Regions from separate parts of the Homo sapiens genome. Here region 2 is linked to region 1. A link is an interaction called in ENCODE POLR2A ChIA-PET data of the cell type or tissue named here. Cell type or tissue: K562. All regions are shown on one strand. Each heading gives the region's core, and the rest is flanking DNA. Links, peaks and the distances in the headings are about the cores only.

What was found. Peaks named below come from ENCODE experiments on the same cell type or tissue, not always from the same donor. Only the 100,000 strongest peaks of a DNase experiment are listed, where the experiment ranks them.
Region 2: POLR2A ChIA-PET joins it to region 1 with 5 read pairs; 2 of 35 experiments call an interaction of 5 or more read pairs at or near these places.

The regions. Positions count from the first base shown.
Region 1 is chr7:4,870,381-4,878,701 of GRCh38, reverse strand. It overlaps RADIL (Rap associating with DIL domain), which reads left to right. Exons shown (of 15, transcript NM_018059.5): 2 at 499-1,097. The coding sequence starts at 563. Among named protein-coding and RNA genes, the nearest start is that of RADIL, 9.2 kb to the left of the region's middle. In K562, for the core only: no CTCF peak of the experiment used is centred there; DNase peaks (open chromatin) are centred at 5,891 and 6,191.
Region 2 is chr7:4,936,762-4,945,082 of GRCh38, reverse strand. All of the region lies in intron 1 of MMD2 (monocyte to macrophage differentiation associated 2), which reads left to right. Among named protein-coding and RNA genes, the nearest start is that of MMD2, 18 kb to the left of the region's middle. In K562, for the core only: no CTCF peak of the experiment used is centred there; a DNase peak (open chromatin) is centred at 3,852; H3K27me3 peaks cover 4,627 bases.

The DNA of each region.
Region 1 (8,321 bases), core at 188-8,187:
TGTGTTTCCCAGTAATGGCTTTCCTTGAAGGGCGCTCCAGCCCGTTTAGTCCTCTCGGTCTCTGGTGGCCCTGCAGGCTCCAGCCACATCCTCTGCTCAGGTGCTCTGGTGTCAGGTCTGCGGGGCCAGGATGCCCACGGCCTGTTATGTCCATTAGATTTTGAGATGGGGTCTTGCTCTGCTGCCCGGGCTGGAGGGCCGTGGCACTATCATAGCTCACTGCAATCTTGAACTCCTGGGCTCAAGCCATCCTCCAGCCTCAGCCTTCAGAGCAGTGGGTACAGTGCACACCACCATGCCTGGCTAATTTTTAAATTTTTTGTAGAGCCGGGGCCTTACTATGTTTCCCAGGCTGGTCTGGAACTCCCGGGCTCAAGCCGTCCTCCCACCTTGGCCTTCTAAAGCGCTGGGATGACGGGCAGGAGTCACCGCCTGTGGCCTCATTTGCTCTTGGTGGTCACGATGGTTGGCGCTAACCTCTCTCACTTTTTCACCCAGGTCACGGCCTCCCCACATCCTTTGGCTGAAGCCCACAGTCCTCATCCATGAAGCCTCACCCACCATGTTTTATGGGACGCACTTCATCATGTCCCCGCCCACCAAGAGCAAACTGAAGCGGCAGAGCCAGCTGTTGTCCAGCATGCTGTCCCGGACGCTGAGCTACAAGTACCGGGACCTGGACTCCACCTTCTCCAGCCTGGGCGCCAGCGATGACCCCGCCGAGCTCTCCACCCAGCTGTCGGCCCCTGGTGTCCTGAAGGTGTTTGGGGACAGTGTCTGCACAGGAACCCACTACAAGAGCGTCCTGGCCACCGGCACCTCCAGCGCCCGTGAGCTGGTGAAGGAGGCGCTGGAGCGGTACGCCCTGGACCCCAGGCAGGCCGGCCAGTACGTGCTGTGTGACGTGGTGGGCCAAGCCGGCGATGCTGGGCAGCGGTGGCAGGCCCGGTGCTTTCGGGTGTTTGGGGACAGTGAGAAGCCCCTCTTGATCCAGGAATTATGGAAACCCCGAGAAGGTTTATCCCGGAGGTTTGAGCTGAGGAAGAGGTCGGACGTGGAGGAGCTGGCAGCCAAGGAGGTGGACACCATCACGGCAGGTGAGGGGGGCCACAGGTTCAGGAAGAGCCGTGGGTCTGAGCGCTGAGAAGGCCAGCCGAGGTAGGCGGAGAAGGAGTGGTGCAGGGGACATGCGTGGGGCGGGCTCGCTCTGCAGGAGGCAGTCGGAGCCCGTGTCCTGGATGTTTGAAGCCTTCCTCTTTTGTTCTCTGAGACAGGGTCTTGCTCTGTCACCCAGGCTGGAGTGCAGTGGTGCAACCACAGCTCACTGCAGCCTCCTGGGCTCAAGCGATCCTCCCACCTCAGCCTCCTGAGTAGCTAGGACTATAGGTGCACCACCACACCCAGCTAATTTTTTACTTTTTGTAGAGACAGGAGTCTCGCTGTGATACCCAGGATAGTCTTGACCTCCTGCCCTCAAGCGATCCTCCTACTTTGGCCTCCCAAAGGTTTCCTCTTAAACTCACCACTTTCACCTCAGCTGTCTGGGAAGTTGTAGTTTGTCTACGCAGCAGGAGGCTGGCTGGTGTTCCTCAGAGGCTCCTGATATATTCTTGCAATATTTGAGGCCACATCTGTTCTTTTGTCTGATCAGATTATTGTCCAGCTCTCCAGCAGTCATCTCATTGACCATAGCAACCACGCACGCCTTGTTAAATACAGGGTCCCTCCAAGTCCTTTAGCACCTGCGACCTTGTCGGGGAGTTTTTGGGGCAATGAAGTGAAAAGACAATCAAGGAATCTGTCCCAGGCCAAAACCTACGTGGCATTGCCGGGTTGCAAGGTCTCCAGAGGTGACCACGGTGCACTCAGCGTACCGCGGGTCTGTGGGTGCCTGGGTGGTGGGAGGCCTTCCTGAGGAGGGCCTGGCCACGGGCAGCCGATCATTGTCGGTCTGAGGAGTGCCGAGAGCACGGGTGGCGTTGAGTGCCTGCCGCAGAGTTTGAGAGCCCCGGGGCCTGGGGCCCACTGTGTCTGGTGATTTATTCAATTGGTGGAAAGAAGTTGATTATCTTAATAGGTGTGTGTCATAAAAAATAATTTTGGCCAGGCGCGGTGGCTCACACCTGTAATCCCAGCACTTTGGGAGGCCAACGCAGGTGGATCACCTGAGGTCAGGAGTTGGAGACCAGCCTGGCCAACATGGTGAAACCCCGTATCTACTAAAAATACAAAAATTAGCCGGGCGTGGTGGCAGGCGCCTGTAATCCCAGCTACTCAGGAGGCTCAGGCAGGAGAATCGCTTGAACCTGGGAGGCGGAGGTTGCAGTGAGCCGAGATCATGCCATTGCTCTCCAGCCTGGGCAACAAGAACGAAACTCAGTCTCAAATATAAATAAATAAATAAAATAAATTTGGCCGGGTGTGGTGGCTCACACCTGTAATCTCAACACTTTGAGAGGCCAAGGTAGGAGGATCGCTTGAGCCTAGGAGTTTGAGAGCAGCCTGGGTAACATAGTGAGGCCCCATCTCTACAAAAAATAAAAAAATTAGCCAGGCATGGTGGTGCATACCTATGGTCCCAGCTCCTCAGGAGGCTGAGGTGGGAAGATGGCTTGAGCCGCAGATGCTGCAGCCAGGATTGTACCACTGCACTCTAGCCCAGGCAACAGAGTGAGACCCTGTCTCAAAAAAATAACAATAAAAAGAGTAACTTGTGGTTGCTTTAATTATGGCTCTTAAAGTCTGCTCAGACAAGCACCCCCAATTGCCTGCACCTGGGGATCCTTCCTCCACCCAGAGGTCGCCACTTCTGGGATTTGGTTTTCATCCTGACCCTGCCATGTCACGATCCAGTGGTCCCTTGGAAGGACCGGTGATCCGGTGGCAGAGATGGGGTCCCTCCCCTCCTGATTCAAAAAGACCTCCTGTGAGGCCAGGAAACCCGAAAGGGAGGAGGCGCATGGTGGGATGTTTTCTGCACGGGAACAAAGGCTCTTCAATGTCAGACACAGAATTTCGGTCATTCTTCCACCATGCGTTGCCTCTGCCAAGCAGCGGGCAAAAAGCGAGTGGGACAGGGCCACCTTGGGGCTGCAGAGCACGGGCCAGGGTTGCTGCTGTGTGGCTGGGGATCAGCCTGGCCTGTCCTCAGGCCATTGCGTTGTGTGTCACCGGGCGAGGAGGAGCCCTGGGAAGGCCCGCCGTCTTCACAGGTGATAGGCGACTGCCAGTGTAGGATGGTGGGGCCAGAGTGCATGTTGCAGGAGACAGGAGCTTGTCTGAGGCTCACGTGCTTCTTTTTTTTTTTTTGAGATGGAGTCTCTCTCTGTCGCCCAGGCTGGAGTGCAATGGCATGATCTCAGCTCACTGCAACCTCTGCCTCCCAGGTTCAAACGATTCTCCTGCCTCAGCCTCCTGAATAGCTGGGATTACGGCATGCACCACCACCACGCCCGGCTAATTTTGTTGTTGTTGTTGTTGTTGTTGTTGTTGTTGTTGTTGTTGTTGTTGGAGATGGAGTCTCGCTCTGTCGCCCAGGCTGGAGTGCAGTGGCACAATCTCGGCTCACTGCAAGCTCCGCCTCCCGGGTTCACGCCATTCTCCTGCCTCAGCCTCCCGAGTAGCTGGGACTACAGGCGCCCGCCACCACGCCCGGCTAATTTTTTGTATTTTTAGTAGACACGGGGTTTCACCGTGTTAGCCAGGATGGTCTCCATCTCCTGACCTTGTGATCCGCCCGCCTCGGCCTCCCAAAGTGCTGGGATTACAGGCGTGAGCCACCGCGCCCGGCCAATTTTTGTATTTTTAGTAGAGATGGGGTTTCACCATGTTGGCCAGGCTGGTCTCGAACTCCGGACCTCAGGTGATCTGCCCACCTTGGCCTCCTAAAGTGCTGGGATGACAGGTGTGAGCCACCACACCCGGCCAAGCTCATGCACTTCTTTTGGAATCATTCCTGTTAAATTATTCAGGGCGAGCGAAAGCACCCCTGCTCACAGCCTGTCTAAGCTCGTGGCGGTTTTCGAAACCTGCCAAAGAGAGTCCATCAGGCTGCCCAGCCATACTGACACACTCATCTGGGCTGGAGCAGGTTGTGTTACCTACCCAGAGCTGGCCCCCTGGGCCTCGGGCACTCATCCTTCCTTGCTGACCTTCTCTGGCTGTGGCCCAGGGACTCCTGTGACCCTCAGCCATGCCAAGAAGGTTCACTGAGGCGGCCGGGTGGTTTGAGATGGAGCAGCTGGTAGAGGCATGCACACATGCTTCTGCTCATTACAGAACGGTTATTGAGCCTCTGCCTGGAGCCGGGGGAAGGCTAGACCCAGGGGGTCCCCACGTGGATAAGCCAGGCTCCGCTGGGGATGACCCCGCACAGACCTTACTGTAGCTGGACAGCCCTGCCTCAAACAGGCCCGCGCCCAGAAGCTTTGCGCTAGAGTGTGTTCGGTTGTTGTGGTGACACATGGGTACCTGGACAGAGAAATGTCCACACAGGTGCTCACACACACAGTCTCCCACTTGGAACTGTTCCCTGCGTGAGACACCTGCACGGCCTTTCCGTGGGTTGGAGGCGGCCTCTGTGCACATCCCTGGAACCCGCCTCTGAGAGGTCTCTCCTGCTGGCTTGGAGGCACGGAACGGGGAGGGCACTGAGCCTTTGCTGTGTCCCACGTCCCCCTGAGTGAGTTTGCAGCCGGCACTAGGCGATTCCTCCCTCGCCCCTCCAAGGGGAACGACTGAGAGCCAGAGAAGGGGAGGAGGTGGGAAGCCGAGGGGTTTTTCACTGTAGCAGCTTCTCCAGCAGCCGTGGGCGCCAGCCTGCCTCAGGTTGGAGTGACGTGGAAGAATCGTGGTGGGGAGGCTTTCCTAACACCCACCGTGTCCTCTCCATTACATACCTCCGGTGATGGTGAGCTCTGCGCCTTCCAGCAGCCCGCCTGTCCTGCGCCTCCCTGGGCACCGATGGGGCTGCTGTGGTGTCTGTTTGTCCTGAGAGTGGCCCTCAGTGTGGGGCATGTGTCACCGTGTCGCTTTGGGGGAAGGTGGGGGGCTGCAGTGAAACAAATCCTACTGAAGTGGGTGGTGTAGTTTCAAAAGGACGGCGGGATGGCAGGATCACATCTGCCCCTGCAGGGCAGGCCCAGTGAGGTCCAGCGCACGCCAGGGCCCCTTCAGCTCCTGCATTCTCTCCCAAGAGGACCCAGCGTGGGGCTGTCCCTGATCCCTGGTGAGATAACAGTTCGATCTCACCTGGAAAAAGTGGCGAGAAAGGGAAGGGACCCCTGGCCTGTGCATGTGGTGATGTGATGTGCACGTGTGACCATGTGTGTGTGTCTGTGTGGTGTGCATGTGTGTGCATGCATGTGTGACCATGTACGTTTGTGTTAACGAGTCCAGCCCCAGGTTGCTCAACACTGTAACACTGTTTTTCAATAATTTCCCATTACTCCTATGGTAAGAGTCACACTTGGCCGGGCGCGGTGGCTCACGCGTGTAATCCCAGCACTTTGGGAGGCCGAGGCAGGCAGATCAATTGAAGTCAGGAGTTCAAGACCAGTCTGACCAACATGGTGAAACCCCGTCTCTACTGAAAATATAAAAGAAGTAGCCGGGCATGATGGTGCATACCTGTAATCCCAGCTACTTGGGAGGCAGAGAATCGCTTGAACCCAGGAGGCGGAGGTTGCAGTGAGCTGAGATCGCACCACTGCACTCCAGCCTGGGTGACAGAGCGAGACTCTGACTCAAAAGAAAAACAGAGTCACATTGGTTCTGGGTTGGGCTAACGGGTTGCACCATTTCAGGGGAAGCATTTCGCCAAAGTCTCTCAGGCCTCTCCCCTGCCCCTCACCTCGGACTCCCCTACAGAGTCTGGTGGGGAAGGTGTCAGCCAGGCGCTTCCTGCCGGTTCACTCATCACTTAGTTCACTGCTACCCCCCTGTAGAAATGCACGCAGGCACTTTGGGTTTTTGTTTTCCATAAATGTCTCCTTCTCATAGCCACCAGGTTCCCCCTGATTTCCAGAGTCACAAGACCTAGAGGGTCTCTTCCAGGAGGAGGCTGGTGCTGGAGGTATGGCCGGGCTGGAAGTGGCTCTCACTCCCCTTTCCTAGAAGGCTGTATTTAGGGCTGGTGCCCCACAGAGGGGCCTGGGTCCTGTCACCGAGATAAGACAGCAGCCACTTAGATGCACTGGGGAGGGGCGATGACAGGGCCATGTGGTTTTTGTCAGGGGCTGGGGAACGGTGAGGGGAGGCTTGGTTTGCCTTTGCAGGAGGGGTAAGTGTTAAACCCGCGCAGAGCCCGGGGAGGGCTGGCCTTCCTTGCTTTCTCCCTTCCTCCCGTTACATTTTAGGTTGGGGCATCTTTGCTGAGGGAGGCGTCCGTGGTTGCAGGGCGATGAGCAGTGTCCCTGGCTCCTGTGCCCCCACCCCCAAGTTGTAACAACCAAAGATGTCTGCAGACATGGCCAGATGTTCCCTGGAGGCAGACCTGCCCTCTATTGAGAGCTGCAGTATTGGACCTGGCTGCCTGGACTCGGCCACACGAGCCCCTGCCCACTGGGACCATATGGCTGAGTACCTGCCCCAGGCCCTCAGGCCTGATCCACAGTGGCGACATTTGTTTCTCCTGGGCCACTCTCGGAGGGGCTGGGTGCCTGGCAAACCCAGGGTCTCAGGGATGGTGACGTGCAGAGTCTTGGCATTCATGCGTTCCTGGAGACAGGGACATCACCGTGGCTTTGGATGCGCACTTTGTAAAGAGGCACCCTAGAGAGTTTGTAAAGCCGCCGAGGTTTAGCCAGGAAGGTTCAGGCTAAACAAAGCCTGGGAACACCACCCCAGCACTCACTGGGCTTTTGACTGAAAAACAGCCCATCCAATGTCTGGTATACAGTAGGTGCTTATTAAATACCTGTGGAAGGGTTGGTGCCCTGAGGAGAGGAGGCCCCTCTGTGGGTCTTAGCTCCTATGCGTCTGCAAGACTCCCGAGTGGGGTCCGTTTTCTTTGTGTGTGTGTGGGAGGGTGGTGTGGGGATGGTGTGGCCGTCCAGGAGTGTGGATGTGGCTTGAGCGACAGAGGAACCTGCAGCCCTGGCCACCTGGCGGCGTGGTGGGCTGCCCTCCTGCCCCCAGTGCTGCGATGGAGCTGGCAGGCGGGTGGCAGGTCTGTGTTGTCGCTGAGTGCCAGCTCTGAGTTTGCATTTGTCGTCCCGCCTTGTCACTCAGGACAGGTAGCAGGACTCGGCCTCCCCGATGACAGCCAGGGGTGTGCGGGCCGCAGGGACTGTTGTGTGCACGCGGGAAGCGCCGCTGCCTTCCTCTGCCGACGGGGTGCCGTGAGTTCTGTCCTCCCTTGTCCGCAAACCTCTTTGTGGTTGTTTTCATTTGAAATATTTTTCTTCCGCTATGACTCTGACTTGAAAATAACTCTTATCTTAGCACAGTGGAGGTGAAAGGATTGCTTTTCCTCTTTTTACATGGGAATAACTCACTGCCACTTAACTGGGACTTCCCTTCCAGTGGATTCCCAATGACAGAGTCACCGTGGGAAACCTTCATTGTATGTGGTCTGGCTAAAAGCAAAACAACCCCAAACCTTTTTTCACCAGCCTAAAACTAGAAAAGTTATTGAACTTTAAAGACGTGTTTGAGCATTTCCAATTCAAAGAGAAAATAAACTTGAATGGTTAGTTGCTCACAGCCAGTTTCATCCTTCAGTTTACTGCTTACACTTAAAAAATCAGTAACCTTCAGTTTGATCATAGAGGCACCGTTGACAGCCCTGTTGTCCCCTGAGCTGAGTGAGTCCCGGAGGGGCAGCACCCCCTCCTGCCCTGGGGACTCGGGTGACGTCCAGCTACGTTCCATAAGGGGCCACTGACAGAGTTTAGCATTAACACCAAAAACACAGAGGGATGTTGTCACTGGTGTGAACTGTTTGAAAGACATAAAATAGTCGGGCACGGTGGCTCACGCCTGTAATCCCAGCACTTTGGGAGGCCGAGGAGGGTGGATCACCTGAGGTCAGGAGTTCCAGACCAGCCTGGCCAACATGGTGAAATCCCGTCTCTACTAAAAATATAAAAAAATTAGCCAGGCATGGTGGTGGGCACCTGTAATCCCAGCTACTTGGGAGGCTGAGGCAGGAGAATTGCTTGAACCTGGGAGGTGGAGCTTGCAATGAGCTGAGATTGTGCCACTGCACTCCAGCCTGGGCAAGAGAGCGAGACTCCATCTCAAAGAAACAAAACAAAACAAAACAAAAAACCACGTTAATATCTGTTGGTTCCCAACAGTGACCTATAATGTTGGTTGAA
Region 2 (8,321 bases), core at 139-8,138, 66 kb before region 1:
GGTCGGGGGGAGGAGGAGGAAGGAGAAGAAAAAGGAGAGAGAGAGGGAGAGGGAGAGGGAGAGGGAGAGGTAAGAAAAGAAGAAAAAGAAGAAAGAGCATCCTGGCTAACATGGTGAAACCCCGTCTCTGCTAAAAATACAAAAAAAATTAGCCAGGCATGGTGGCGGGCGCCTGTAGTCCCAGCTATTCAGGAGGCTGAGGCAGGATAATGGTGTGAACCTGGGAGGCGGAGCTTGTAGTGAGCCGAGATCGTGCCACTTCACTCCAGCCTAGGCGACAAAGCAAGACTCTGTCTCAAAAAAAAAAAAAAAAAAAAAAAAAGAAGAAGAAGAAGAAGAAAGAGAAAAAAGAAAAAAAGGAATTTGTTGGTGTTCAGGACTGAAAAGACCAGAAGTAGCGGGGTTCAGCAGGACCCAGAGAGACTGTCTCTCTGCTATTCTTGGCTCTGTGATGGCACACTGGACCCATGGCCACTGGCCGGGCTGGACTATTCTGGTGGAGAATGGCCATTCCAAGTCCTCCTCGATCTTCCACCAGTCCTTTCGCAGGAATAGTAGGAGTGCTGAGAGGGTTGAAAAACGGAGAGCATCGGCCACTCCGGAGCCTGCTCCACAGATCCAGCGTGGGGTGGGCTGGCCCAGGTCATGCCTCTTGGCTCCAGCAGGAGGGTGGGCTCACCCCTGGCTCCCCTCATCTCTGGAACTAGACCCACCTTTGCTCCCTCCAAGTGAGCCCAGGGCTAAAGTTTCCCTGGGGCCAGGGGAGGGATGGGAAGGATTTGCTAATTTCCTTCAGAATAGATTCCAATTTTTTTTTTCTTGCTCTGTTGCCCAGGCTGAAGTGCGGTGGTTCGATCATAGCTCACTGCAGCCTCGAACTCCTGGGCTCAAGCGATCCTCCCTCCTCAGCCTCCCCAGTAGCTGGGACTACAGGTGTGTGCCACCATACCCAGCTAATTTTTACATTTTTTGTAGAGAGGGAGTGTTGGATGTGGTAGTGTGCACCTGTAGTCCCCAGCTACTTGGGAGGCTGAGGTGGGAAGATTGCTTGAGCTAAAGAGTTCATAGTGAGCAACATAGTGAGACCTCATCTCTACAAAAAATAAAGAGAAAATTAGTTGGGGGTGGTGGCGTGCACCTATAGTCCCAGCTACTCAGGAGGTTGAGGTGGGAGGATCACTTGAGCCCAGGAGTTTGAGGCTGCAGTGAGCTGTGATCATGCCACTGCACTCTAGCCTGAGTGACAGAGCAAGATCCTGTCTCAAAAAATAAAGTAAAATAAAATAATCAGTCAACAACAGTGATTTGTCTTCAAGCTGCCCTCCTCTTCGGCTCTCAAGGCAGTTTGTGAAGTGTCTAGGATAGGAATTTTCCAGAAGGGCTACAAGCTCAGGGAGGTTAAGTACCATTTCCTGGGTTGCACAGCCAGGGCTGGACTGCAGGGCTAACATGCTGGCTACTGGTCTCCATATCTAGAGGTTTTCTGTGGCCACAGTGTGAGTGCTCAGCCTAAACCCTCCCCCTGCCCTTTGACACAAGCTAGGTAATGGGCACTGCTAGGGGACATCAGGGTAGAGCAGTTGGGTCTCAGTCTTCTCTTCTGTGAAATGGGTAGGGTGTGAGTTGAAAAGGGCAGGACTGACTGGGCACGGTGGCGCACGCCTGTAATCTCAGCACTTTGGGAGGCTGAGGCAGGTGGATCACGAGGTCGGGAGATCGAGATCATCCTCGTCAACATGGTGAAAGCCCGTGTTTACTAAAAATACAGAAAAAAGGCCAGGCGCGGTGGCTCATGCCTGTAATCCCAGTACTTTGGGAGGCTGAGGCAGGCGGATCACAAGGTCAGGAGTTTGAGACCAGCCTGGCCAACATGGTGAAACTCCATCTCTACTAAAAATACAAAAAATTAGCGGGGCGTGGTGGCAGGCGCCTGTAATCTCAGCTACGCAGGAGACTGAGGCAGGAGAATCGCTTGAACCCAGGAGGTGGAGGTTGCAATGAGCTGACATTGCGCCACTGCACTCCAGCCTGGGTGACAGTGAGAGACTCTGTCTCAAAAAAAAAAAAAAAAAAAAAAAGAAAAGGGCAGGACCTCCTGAAGTGTACTCCAACTATCTAAGGGGTCACTGGCTGGGATGGAGTTAGGACAGAAGTATAGACAGGATGGGGCCTGGCGCGGTGGCTCATCCTGTAATCCCAGCACTTCGGGAGGCTGAGGTGGGTGGATCACTTGAGGTCAGAAGTTCAAGACCAGCCTGACTAACATGGTGAAACCCTGTCTCTACTAAAAAACAAACAAAAAAGCCGGGTGAGGTGGTGGCACGTGTCTGTAGTCCCAGCTACTTGGGAGGCGGAGGCAGGAGAATCGCTTGAACCCGCGAGGCAGAGGTTGCAATGAGCCGAGATAGCACCATCGCACTCCAGCCTGGGCAACAAGAGCAAAACTCTGTCTCAAAAAAAAAAAAGAGGTATAGACAGGATGGAAAGTGTAATGGGAATTAGAAATGTCCTCCTAGGGCCGGGTGTATGGCTCATGCCTGTAATCCCAGCACTTTGAGAGGCTGAGGCAGGAGGATAGCTTGAGGCCAGGAGTTCAAGACCAGCCTGGGCAACATAGTGAGGCTCCATTTCTAATTAATTAAAAAAATTTTTTAATTAAAAAAAAAATAGAAATGTCCTCCCAGGCAGGGCCAGGTGGCTCACACCTGTAATCCCAGCACTTTGGGAGGCCAAGGCGGGAGAATCACATGAGGCCAGGTATTCGAGAACAGCCTGGGCAACATGGCAAGACCCCCCCCATCTCTACAGAAAAAATAAAAATAAAAAATAAGACCAGGCATGGTGGCTCATGCCTGTAATCCCAGCACTTTGGGAGGTCAAGGCAGTGGATCATCTGAGGTCAGGAGTTCAAGATCAGCCTGGCCAACATGGCAAAACACTGTCTCTACTAAAAATACAAAAATTAGCTGGGCATGGTGGCACGTGCCTGTAGTCCCAGGTACTCGGGAGGCTGAGGCAGGAGGATCACTTGAACCCAGGAGGTGGAGGCTGCAGTGAGCTGAGATCATGCCACAGCACTTCAGCTTGGGCAACAGGGCGAGACTTCATCTCAAAAATATATAAATAAATAAATGACCTCCCACCAGCACCAGGAAAGTTGCACCACAAATGTATCTTTAAAGTGTCCTTTGGCATGCAGATTATTTTGTCACCTCAAGGACTCTTTAAAGATACATTTGTGGTGCAACCTTCCTGGTGCTATTAAGAAGATATTTATTAATTTCTTTATTTGAGTCAGGGACACCAGACCCCCGTGACATGCAATTTACCTACATAACAAACCTGCACATGTACCCCTGAACCTAAAACAGCAGTTTAAAAAAGTATAAAGAAAAATAATAATAAAATGCAGTATTCCACTGTTTAAAAAAAGTGTCTTTTTTTTTTTTTTTTGAGACAGGTTCTCACTCTGTCGTCCAGGCTGGAGTGCAGTGGTGCCATCTCGGCTCACTGTAACCTCCGCCTCCCAGGTTCAAGCGATTCTCTTGCCTCAGCCTCCTGAGTAGCTGGGATTACAGGCACCCGCCACCACGCCCGGCTTATTTTTGTATTTTTAGTAGAGACAGGGTTTCGCCATGTTGGCCAGGCTGGTCTTGAATTCCTGGCCCCAAGTGATCCACCTGCCTCGGCCTCCCAAAGTGCTGGGATTACAGGCGCGAGCCACCGCGCCCGGTCAGAAGTGTCCTTTTTCTGCTATTGCCTGAAAACTTACCAACTCTCAAAGTAAGGCTGCCTCTGACCTGCCAACCTGGGACACTCTGATTGGCTGCTGGTGATGTCACAGGAATCTCTGGGAGATGATTGGTGGGTGAGAGCCCCTAGGTCAGGTGGAAGGAGGGCTTGATGGTTAGGGCTGGTGTCTGTGGCATGTTCACAGAGGCCGACCCAGGAGCTAGCTGAGGACGAACAGGTGCCTAAGGGGCCCCCATCTTTGTTGGGGCGACCCCTCCTCCTAACCCCACTCACAGCAGCCAGCGATGACCATGGCCCCTTCTCACTTGATAGCATCTGGGAGCCTCCTGAGGCTGGGAGATGGTCCTAGCTTTGGAGATACGGACCCTTCTCATCCCATAGGGGAAGAGATTTCCCGGGGAGCCACAGGGTGGGCGCCAAGGCTGGGAGCTGGTCTCAGATCTGTCGGGTCAGTACCCCCAGGCCCAGGGGGCCGTTCACATGGGATGCCACGCACAGTGCACCTGAGTGCTGTCTCCTGCAGATCATGCCAGAGTCCCGCGCCTCTGGCACGAGATGCAAGCCCGGGCCCCTTCCACCCCTTGCTCAGTTTCCCCTTCCTGTTCCCATCACTGTCTGCCCCAGGATTTTATTTCATGACCATTCCCAGGTGGCACCGGCCCAAGGACTGTTTCCCAAAGACTGAGCCAAGATACCGCCGGCCTTTCAGGAGGAGCCTTGAATTCATGAATGGACACAAAGAAGCGGCCAGGGCCAAGCGGAGAGGGGGAGAGAGGCTTAGCACGGCCGGGGCCAACTTGGCCCTGCGTGGTCCCTTGCCTCTGTGGGACAGACGGACAGAACCCCCTTTGTGTAGGAGCCCGGGCAAATCTCTCTAGTCCTCTGTCCAAGGGACTCAGGGTCGCCACTGACAGGCACCAGCCCAGCCTGGGAGGGGTGGCTGCAGCCGCGTTCCGGGGCCCGGGCTCATTCATGAAAGGGGTCAGGCTTCTTTCTGGGGGCCATAGACCCCAGCTGGGTCAGGCCAGAGAGAGAGAGGGAGGAATTGCAGAAGCTGAGCTCTGAGACTGGGCCTGGCTCCTGCCAGACTTCGGAGGAGCGAGCCGGGGGAGCTGGGGTGTGCCGGACCCTGCACCCAGGTCAGGATGCTCAACATGCCAGGCCTCAGGAACCCCTTCACACCCCATTAGTCAGTCCTCACTACCGTCAAGGGCAGCCACTCTCCTGGCGTCATCGGACCTTCAACAGACCTGCGCTGCCTGTTCTTGAAATTTATAGAAATAGATTGGGCCAGGTGCGGTGGCTCACGCCTGTAATGCCAGCGCTTTGGGAGGCCAAGGCAGATGGATTGCTTGAGGTCAGGAGTTCGAGACCAGCCTGGCCAACATGGCAAAACCCCGTCTCTAGTAAAAATACAAAAAAAATTAGCCAGTGTGGTTCTGTACACCTGTAGTCCCACCTACTCAGGAGGCTGAGGCAGGAGATTGCTTGAACCTGGAAGGCAGAGGTTGCAGTGAGCCGAGATTGTGCCACTGCACTCCAGCCTGGGCAACAGCGCAGGACTCCATCTCAAAAAAAAAAAAAAAAGAAAGAAAGAAAGAAATAGATTGGAAGTGTGTGCACCGCCATTTGACATTTGTCTGCAGTCTGCAGAGTGTCCTTATTTCTTCTGAAAGCTGTAATTCATTAATTCTCATTACTATCTAGTGTTCCATTGTGTGAATATTTCTATGCTAATTCTACCATGGTGGGCATTTGGGTAGTTTCCAAGACTTTTTTTGTTTTCTGAGACTAGGTCTCTCTCTGTCGCCCAGGCTGGAGTGCAGTGACATGATCATAGCTCACTGTTGCCTCAAATTCCTGGGTTCAAGCTATTCTCCCACCTCAGCCTCCTGGGCAGCTGAGCCCACAGGTACACACCACCACACCTGGCTAATTTTTAAGTTTTTTTTTTGTAGAGAAAGGGTCTTGCTATGTTGCCCAGGCGTGTCTTGAACTCCTGGCCTCAAGCAGTCCTCCTGCCTTCCTAGTGCTGGGATTACAGGCACGAGCCACCGGGCCCAGCCTCCAGGATTCCTTTTACCTAGCACCTCCCCTCCTCAACTTTGTTTTTTTTGGGTTTTTTTTTGAGACGGAGTCTCGCCCTGTCACCCAGGCTGGAGTGCAGTGGCACGATCTCAGCTGACTGCAACCTCCATCTCTCTAGTTCAAGTGATTCTCCTGCCTCAGTCTCCCGAGTGGCTGGGATTACACCACCATGCTCAGCTAATTGTTTTGTATTTTTAGTAGAGATGGGGTTTCACCATGTTGGCCAGGCTGGTCTCCAACTCCCGACCTCAGGTAATCCACCCGCCCCAACCTCCCAAAGTGCTGGGATTACAGACGTGAGCCATCGAGCCCAGCCTCCCCTCCCCAACTTTGATGCAGCTTGTTTGATGTCATCTGGCCTTGAGTGTTGATTTCAAAACTTGACTTTATTTAAAATGTTTTTTATTTGATAGGATTTTAAAAAGATCATTGAGGTAGTACATGAACATTGTAGCTGGTCAAGTAACACACAAATATAAATAAAATAACATTTCTCATGCCTGTCTCCCCCAGTCTCTCCTCTGCTACAGCCAAAGGTTGGCTTTGCTTTCTTTCATACCTTCTGCCTTTCCAAGTCGACAACCTGGCCTTGCCCCTTGCTGTGTTTCGAATGTTTGTCTCTTCGAAAACTTATTCTGAAACTTGATCCCCGTTGTAACAGTATTAAGAGGGTGGGAAATTTGACTGTGGTATTGGAGGGGTGGGACCTTTGGGAGGTGATTAGGATTAGCTGCGGTCTTGAGGGTGAGGCATTAGTGGCTTTAGAGAGGAGAAAAAGAGACTCGAGTTAGCACATACAGGCCCCTCACCACGGGATGCCCCACACTGCCTCGGGATTCTACAGCATCCTCAGCAGCAAGAAGGCCCCCACCAGACACAGTCCCTAGATCCTGGACTTCCCAGCCTAAAGAGCTGTAAGAAATTAAATTGTTGGGCCGGGCGTGGTGGCTCATGCCTGTAATCCCAGCACTTTGGGAGGCTGAGGTGGGCGGATCACGAGGTCAGGAGTTTGAGACCAGCCTGACTAACATGGCAAAACCCCGTCTCTACTAAAAATACAAAAATTAGCCTGGCATAGTGGTGGGCACCTGTAATCCCAGCTATGGGGGAGGCTGAGGCAGGAGAATCTCTTGAACCGGGAGGTGGAGGTTGCAGTGAGCTGAGATCGTGCCATTGCACTCCAGCCTGGGCAACAAGAGCAAAACTCCATCTCAAAAAAAAAAAAAAAAAAAAAAAAAAGAAAGAAAGAAAAAAAGAAAAAAAAAAGAAAAAGAAATTAAATTGTTTTCTTAGGACCAGGTGATGTGGCTCATGCCTGTAATCTCAGTGCTTTGGGAGGCCAAAGGAGGAGGACTGCTTGAGGCCAGGAGTTTGAGACCAGCCTGGGCAACAATAGTGAGACCCCATCTCTACAAAAAAATGTTTAAAAATTAGCTGGATGTAGTGACGCACACCTGTAGTCCTAGCTACTCGAGAGGCTGAGGCAGGGTGGGATCACTTGAGCCCTGGAGTTTGAGACCAGCCTGGGCAACATGGCGAGATTCTGTCTCTACAAAAAATTAAAAATTAGCTGGGTATGGTGGTGCATGCCTGCAGTCCCAGTTACTTGGCAGGCTGAAGCAGGAACATCGCTTGAATCCAGGAGTTGGAGGCTGCAACAAACTATGATTGTGCCAGTGCGTTTCAGCGTGAATGACAGGGCGAGAACCTGTCATTATTTTCTCTAAAAAACAAAACAGCAAAAAATAATTTATAATTTATAATAATTTCCCTTTCTTTCTTCCTTCCTTCCTTTCTTCCTTTCTTTCTTTCTCTTTCTTTCTTTTTCTTTCTTTTTTTCTTTTTGTGACAGAGTCTCTCTCTGTTGCCCAGGCTGGAGCACAGTAGTGCAATCCCGGCTCACTGCAACCTCCACCTCCCGGATTCAAGTGATTCTCCTGCCTCAGCCTCTCAAGTAGCTGGGATTACAGGTGCGCGCCACTGTGCCTGGCTAATTTTTGTATTTTTAGTAGAGATGGGGTTTCGCCATGTTGGCCAAGCTGGTCTCGAACCCCTGACCTCAGGTGATCCACCCGCCTCAGCCTCCCAAAGTGCTGGATTGCAGGCATGAGCCACCATGCCCGGCCCACAATAATTTCTTTATAAATTACCCAGTCTCAGGTATTCCAGCAGAAGATGGACTAAGATACCCTTTAAAGACTGTGTGGGCTGGGCATGGTGGCTCACGCCTGTAATTCCAACACTTTGGGAGGCCGAGGCAGGTGGATCACTTGAGGTCAGGAGTTTGAGACCATCCTGACCAACATGGTGAAACCCCGTCTCTACTAAAAATAAAAAAAATTAGCCAGGTGTAGTGGCAAACACCTGTCATCCCAGCTACTTGGGAGGCTGAGGGAAGAGAATTGCTTGAACCCGGGAGGCGGAAGTTGCACTGAGCTGAGATCGCGCCATTGCACTCCAGCCTGGGTAACAGACTGAAA